2 separate regions of the Homo sapiens genome follow, and region 2 is linked to region 1. Evidence: chromatin loops called from intact Hi-C (ENCODE). Cell type or tissue: HepG2. All regions are shown on one strand. Region 1 has its middle 91 kb from the start of SIAH3. Region 2 overlaps COG3 (component of oligomeric golgi complex 3).

Region 1 (4,000 bases):
AGGCTACAATGAGCTATGATGGTGCCGCTGCACCCCAGCCTAAGTGACAGAACAAGATTTTGTCTCTAAAATAAATAAATAAATTCATCCAAAATGCAATGTAATTAAACCAGAGGAAGATCGTGTTGGATGGGGGAGTTGCATGTGTGTGTTTAAAGTTAGGGAACTTCTGTTTACTTTGCAGTGGCCTATCGTGGCATTCAGGGAGAGACTATAACCCAGACCTCCGTTGATTATGGCTTGCACTGGCATTCCGTGGATACTGGTAACTAGCTGATCCCTAGCATGTGCCCCAGGGTCTCTTTACCATCTTCCTTTCCTGGTGAAATATCAGACAGACCAAATATTTACAAAAACATAGAGGGACTCTGTTGCTTGGGTGAGGGTACATGCAAGCAAGGAAACTTTATGGTTCACTTGGTGAAAAGGAAGAGTGGATTTTCCTGCTCTTTGAGAAACTGAGTCTGGGCTTCCTTCCATTCCTTAAGCCCAGGTTAGGCAGAGATGCCTGTTTTCAGAGTGACTGATAACTACGAGCCATGGATACCGTTCTTCTGTCTCCCTGACACCCACTCCAAAAACTGTGTGGAAATTTCTTTCTTTCCTCTTTATCTCTCTGTGTGGGAAGAAAAAATTCCTTTGTTTATGATATACAGGATGAGTAGGAGGCATTTTCTTGATCTTGAATGTGTTTTGTATGCATAAATTGAAAGTTACTTCAGTTATGAAAATGTTTTTTTCCTGCTGTTGGTGCATAATATTGAGTAAGCCTTTTTGGTATTTTAACTGTGAGAACAGCTTAAGTACTACGAATTGAAATGAACCTGCTGAGTATAAGTAGTAACTGACTTTAATGACTTTAACAACAGGTTCATAAAACACATTAAGATATAAGTTTAAATAATGAACTCTCTGAAATCTAAGTACATACAAATTTACATGGTAGATGAGCTGCTTTAAGACTTATTCAGTTGGACACAGTTTTAAACATTGAAAATTGTGAACTAAAAACATCTATATTGAATCAAAAAGACTTCAACCTAATCTTATCCATAAGTAGGCTGAAATAATATTTTATTTGAATGAAAATCCCAAATGCCCAGGGTTTTTTTCATAACACTGAAATGTAATTCATTACTTTATTTCGTAGCTCAGATATTATTGTCCTATACATGATGCAGTTGTTTGTCCTAGAGGCATGCCCTGTCTAATACTTAGCACTGTGGTATATTAAAATAGATTGGGTAAATGAAAATTAACTACTGGTATCAGTTGGCTAGCTAGGGATGTCATTCTGTTTTACATTCCTATTTTTATAGTCATTATATAATTATCAATATTCAGCTAATGATATTGAACTTTCCCTGAGTCTCACACTTTTGTGTTGCAAAAGTGGCTTACTGCAAAGAACCACCCTTCCCCATATGACTTAGATAAGACATGTGGACTTAACGACTTTGTTTATCTGTGATAAGGCCAGACCTGGATCCTCCAAATTCTCATTTTGTCTTAGTCCACTTTATGTTGCTATAAAAAAGTTAATACAGACTGGGTAATTTATAATGAACAGAAATGTATTTGACTCCAAGTTCTGGAAGCCGGGAAGTCCAGGAGCATGGTGCCAACATCTAGCAAGGATCTTCATGCTGTGTCATCCCATGGCAGAAAGTGGAAGGGCAAAAGAGCATAAGAGTGAGCAAAAGAGGAAAAGGACTAAAGTCATCCTTTTTTTTCTTCAAGAATTCACTTCTTCAATGACCTATTCTCTCAATAACAGCATTAATCCGTTTACGAGGGCTAAGCCGTTATGATCTAATCACTTCTTACAGGTCCCACCTCTCAACACTGTTGCATTGAAGATTAAGTTTCCAACACATGAACTTTGGGGGGTCAAAATCAAACCATGGAATGCTCTTTTTCTCACAAATGATTTGCTGAACGGTTTGCCCCACTGACCAATATGGATTAAATACCCATTGACTTGATGTGATAAAATTTTAATCAAGTCTCCCCACTCCCCAGAAGCTCCTGGATCTTGACCCACCCATGAGCTTAAAGAACAAGGAACAACCCTTCCTTGACTTCCCCTCCTGAGAATCAGCTGATTACAAGACAAGATACTTCCTAACCAGCTGTGCCATCACACCATCCATTCTATGTCCCATCACACCATCCATTCTAAGTCCCCACATCTGTCCTCTCTTGCTTGTGAAAGAAAAGCCCTCTTTGCTTGACTTTTGATGCTTCAGGTCATATGGTCAGAGTGTTCTTCCTATTGCAACAGTTCCTTCCCTTATAGCAAAAATCTCCTCTTTTTGAAAAAAGTCTCCCCTTACCTAGGCCTGGATTTATTTTAATTGACATGGTTTAGGGTTTAAAAATAGAATTCAGGTGATGATTATCCAGAGACTCTGACCAACATTTGCTGTAAAATGTAGCATGTCTGCAAGTGATATCCACGTTTGTGTGATATATCTTTTATCAATGTAGAACTTTACACTTCACAAAGCCCTTGTGCCCACATTATCAGATTTTAATCCTTATTATGAACTGGAGTGAACCATGAGGGAGAACTTCCTGATACAAGGAAAGTAGTGCTTGGATGGACTTAGCCAAGGCCACAGTGATGGGGCTGGCCATTTCTTCTTCTCAGGCACACAGCTAGCCTACACCTTTCACCCACTTGCCTTGTGGAAAGATGGATGCAATTTTCCAGTCCAGCACCTACTGACTCCCATGAAATCCTTCACACTTTTTCTCTTTGTTCATAAACTGTCTAGACCCAACCAAGAATCCAGCAGAAAACCCCAAGACTTTCCAGAGCAGTGGCTTCACAAGCTGGAAGGGGTTGAATCTCTCAAATCACTGCTCAGAGGAGGGCCACCTGACTGGCGTGTTAAATTAAATCACTGAGATGTGGGGTTGTTACGGCAGTACACCTATCCTGGCTAATAAAGAGGGGCCATATATAAAGAAATAAAGAAGGGTCAGCAAAACTAATTCTGCCTGGTTTAAGTTGAAAAAAAAGTATGAACGGACATTAGAGGGCTGGAGAACCAGTCTTGAATTTATGCAACCAGGAGTAGGGCCCAAACCCCACTGCAGGATCACTCCCATGTGGTGGGCACCACTATGCCTCTGGGCATGGGTTCTGCATCTTACCCTTTATATACAGAGCCCAGATGGTCCCACGAGGAGCCCTGGCACTGCTGCCTCCCTCAGCAGAATGGAGACTGTGGCAGCTGCCTTTTCCTTCTCTGGCTGCTGAATTGAAAGTCCTTTGTAGCAGCTCTGATTGGTGGAGCCTGATCACATGGCCCCAGCTGCAGAGGGAGGCTGGGAAGGTGAGTTTCTTCCTTGAATCTGGGGAAGCACAGATTCACTAGGTGGAGAATCCCCTGAAGCATAGGAAGGATGTTCAAAGATGCTTAACTGAAAGAAGAACAAATATTCACAACAAAATTCAAGTTTACTCATGGCAATTTCACTCTGAAGTGCTCTGCAAATTGAATGTGGCAACATTGTCAAGGGATACCACCCTCAGCCACTTGAGGAATGGGCACAGGAGCTATTGGTTGAGTGACTACGTGCCAAGCACTTTCCCATTCTGTATCTCATCAACTTCTCATAAACCTGTAAGGAAGATATTATCAGCCTTCATTTTCTCATGAAGAAACAGGGGTTCACAACAATACGTGATTTGCTCAAGGTCAAACGGCTATGACTATTGAACTTTAAAGCGCACTTTCAACCAAGATGACATGAAGTCTTCATGCATCAACATGCTCTCATCAAAGCAAAACCAATGTCACAAAGAGGAATCCAGATTTTTAAAGGATTTATTTTGTGAAATTGTCCTTCAAATTCTGAAGTTAATCTTGTTTCCTCTCTCACCCCTCTCTCGCCCTCCCAGCCCTCCTCTTCAATCCAAATTCCCAGCTGCCTCCCAGTTTAGATAAAGAGAGAGCTTCTGTAAGGAGCAGAGACTTGAATACAATGA
Region 2 (4,000 bases), 440 kb after region 1:
TAAAAATGAGACAATGGACTTTGGGAATTCCGGGGCAAAGACTGGGAGGCAGGTAAGGCATAAAAGACTCCATATTGGGTACAGTGTACACTGTTTGGGTGACAGGTGCACTAAAGTCTCAGAAATCACCACTAAACAACTTATCCATGTAACCAAAAATCACCTGTACCCAAAAAACTATTGAAATTAAAAAAAAAAATTAATAGCCAGAGAATTGATTAGGAAACAGACTCCCTACCACATAGGCCAGTCCACTCATTCCACGTGCAGAAATTGGAAAGTACAGCTAATTCCTAAACGGCATGCAGATGTCACAGCCAGACCACTCTTATACCCCAGTCCCTCACCAAAAGAAAATCACAGTAAGCATATTTACTGCAAGTGGTTACCCTTAAGCCAAAAGGTCTACTACACAAGGGAGCATCCAGGATACAGGCCATGTAATGACTGAATAAACATACCAAATATACCACTAAATTACACTGGGAAGGGAGCATATAGAAAACTTTATCACCTAACATCCTATCAGACACAGCAATTAAAACAGGCATTCTTATCTATAATACAAAAACTGATACTCCTAATGAAGGCCAGGACGGGAGGAAAAGGAGGGAGCACCATTCACTAGATCAGGCTGGGAAACAGATCTAGTCTTCATCATACCTGCTTTGTGGCCCTCAAAGTCAAGGCAGCTCCTGCAAATGGACCACCCATCTGCTCCCTGTTGTTATCCGCAATACCAAGACACATAAAGATAATTCCAGCTATGGACCACAGAAAAGAAACAGCCCCCACTGCCTGCCCTACAAGGGGATCTGATCCCTGCAAGGTTGATTCTGTATATTATTTAAAAAGTAACAACATATAAATAATTAATATAACTAGCCAAAATGCAGTAAGTTTAAATAGAAGTCAGAGGAAGAGATGTAAGTTTAGGAGAACATCCTCAAAACAGGTAAGAACATATTTCCAGCCTGTTAACTTTAAAACGAACATACCTATTATTACATATTTATCCACCTAGGCATTGAAATGAATTAGGTTAAGTCAAAATGCTGGTGAGGATTTGGAGCAACAGGAATGATCTAGTACACACACATATTTCTATGCCAGCACCTGAGAGAGCTTAAAAGCAACAATACCCCTGTAGCAACGAGCACACCTAATGCCCAGATCTCTTTCTAATACAATCCTTCAATAAAGGAACCAGCACTCCTTGAAGAAATGGTCGATTCTAGGAGAGAAGCAGGAAATATACTGATGCACCTGAAGTTCTTATAGTGCCAGGAAATAAGAAAGTTCTCAAAATAAAAAATCTACATAAATGAGTATGTCAAAAGGACATAGGAGCCAACTGAAAGAGCTCCCAGTGGTGAAAGCTGGAGCAGCAAAATAAAGTACCAGTGAACTATAACCCAAAGTATGAATAAATATCCGTTAAGTCCACACTGACATCAGTAAGTGATTGAATCAACAAATTGGAAAAAGAGACCAAGTCCACACTGACATCAGTAAGTGATTGAATCAACAAACTGGAAAAAGAGACCAATCTCCCTTACAGAGAAGTTCCAAGTATTTACATAGATACTTTGCCCTCAAAAAAGGTAGAGCACAACCCACTCCTTGAGCATGGGTTACACATGGGACTTCCTTCCAAAGAGTACAGTGTGGAAAGTGGGGAAGAGGAGTAACTGCACGGTGGTGAAACCTGACAACACTACTTCAGCCAGATGGTCAAGTTCAATATCAACAGTGAACATTCATGTTGAAAGGCTGTACCCTTAATATGATGTAATAACAATGGCATTTTACACCACTGTGGTTTTCCTCCCCAAAACCCAAAACACTAGTCTAATCATAAGGATAACATCAGACGAATTCCAACAAAGGGGCATTGTATAAAAAGCTTGAAATACTCATGACAACACTATAAACCAGTCCTCAACACTGCTAAGTCATCGAAAACAAGAAAAGTCTGAAAAACTGTCACAGACAAAAGGAGCCTAAAAAGACATAAAAACTAAGTGCAACGTGGTGTTGTAAATGGGATCCTGGAATAGAAAAAGACATGAAAAACACTAAGAAAATCTGAATAAACTATGGACCTTAGTAAATAAATACCAGTGACTCACTACTGGTTCATTAATTGTGGCAAATGTATCATACCAACAGAAGATCTTGGTAATAGGAGCAACTGGGTGCAGGGTATATAAAAACTCTGTACCACCTTCTCAATTTTTCTGTAAATCTCAAACTATCTTACAATACAAAGTCTACTTTAAAAATAAAAATAAAAGAAATTAGGACATTTGACATCCAAGAAAAGCAGTCTAAATAGAAACAGGATAGTATCTGAGCCACATCTGACAACTTTAACAACACAGATTGGCACTTTGTGACAAAAGATATGCTGATGAATACAGGATACACTTAGAAAGAAATTATCTTTAATCTATTTTCCACAGATATTTAGGTCTACAGCACTCCTTATATAAACTAATTAAGCAAGATTAGTGTTTAGACCTGGCAAAAATTAGATTACATTTTTAAAAAATTTAATAGCTTACAGATTTCTCAAGATTATATTTTTTTAAAACACGTTAGAAACATGATGACTTAGCAAAATTATTTCAAGGGACATTTTTTAAATTCACCAGCACCAAAACTGCCTTTGGAATTTTTCAAATAAAATAATCAGGCCTCTTTTTTATATATATATATATATATATACACACACACACACACACACACACACACTCACACACACACACACACACACACACATACATATATATATATTTTTTTTTAAGGCAGTGTCTCACTCTGTGACCCAGGCTGGAGTACAGTGGCACAATGACAGCTCACCCCAGCCTCCATCTCCCGGGCTCAGGTGATCCTCCCACCTCTGCCTCCCGAGTAGCTAGGACTACAGCCGCCACCATGCCTGCCTCATTTTTGTATTTTTTGTAGAGATGGGGTTTCACTGTGTTGTGCAGGCTGGTCTTGAACTACTGGGCTCAAGTGATTCGCCCACCTTGGCCTCCCACAGTGCTAGTATTACAGGCGCAAGCCACCGTGCCTGGCCAAGACTATTTTTAAAAAGTCAAATATTCTGTTTTTCAATATTTCAAGGGTTAAATAAATTACAACAGCCACTGTCTCTCATATGACTACCAGCATTAAGTGCTTTCTGGGTCATTATCTTTACTCTTACAACAATACTCCAAGGTCAGTATTATGCCTGTTTTACAAATAATTAAACATACTAATAAAAAATAAGAAAGAGCTACTAACTGGGCTGGGATTTGAACCCAGGTCTATCTCACTCTTACATTTCCCCCTATGCCATGCAAATGGCAAACTTACATGGGCAAAAATCTCTAAAGAGATTTGAAATCTGCAGATCTATATTTAGAATCAAACGTCTGACAGCAATCTCATTGTATATCTTAGTAGGATATATTCTAAGAACAAAAGTAGTATAAAAATCTTGAATTAAGTTTGCTATTAATCATGGCATTAGTGTTATAATTCTGAAACTATTTGTGTATGTTGTAACTTGAAGCAAATGAGTAAATACATTAGAGGTGCTAGGAGCCAGGGTTTCTTCTGTGAGACTGGAAACATGAATACGAGATATGGGAAAAGGAAGAACCCTGTGGAACTGGATCTGAACTGGAGATTTCAGTATGAACTCATGATATTTTAAAATGTATATTTTCTAGCTCTTTAAAGAGGGCTAGAAGTAATCCACCACTAGAAATGAGCACACCTAATACTCAGATCTTGGTTTCTAAATACCACCCTCTTTCCCCTTAAGGAACCAAGGGTTCCTGGAGAAAGAGCTGACCGTAGGTCTGGAGCAAGGAATGTGAAACATTCCTGGAGCAAGGAAAAGGTGAACGCCTGTATCATCTTGTGCAAGAAAACAAAGGACTCTAGATTGACCAAGAAAAAAAGAAAGAAGATTCAAATTATTAGAATCATATGGCATTGCAAG

Evidence for each region. A loop is a pair of places that touch in the nucleus more often than their neighbours do. Peaks named below come from ENCODE experiments on the same cell type or tissue, not always from the same donor. Only the 100,000 strongest peaks of a DNase experiment are listed, where the experiment ranks them.
Region 2: a loop joins it to region 1, with 17 times the contacts of the local background. A loop is called at or near these places in 1 of 110 quality-filtered maps.

The regions. Positions count from the first base shown.
Region 1 is chr13:45,940,765-45,944,764 of GRCh38, reverse strand. No RefSeq gene overlaps it. Among named protein-coding and RNA genes, the nearest start is that of SIAH3, 91 kb to the right of the region's middle. In HepG2, no CTCF peak of the experiment used is centred here; no DNase peak of the experiment used is centred here.
Region 2 is chr13:45,498,825-45,502,824 of GRCh38, reverse strand. The region is part of intron 13 of COG3 (component of oligomeric golgi complex 3); the gene reads right to left. Among named protein-coding and RNA genes, the nearest start is that of COG3, 36 kb to the right of the region's middle. In HepG2, no CTCF peak of the experiment used is centred here; a DNase peak (open chromatin) is centred at 1,834.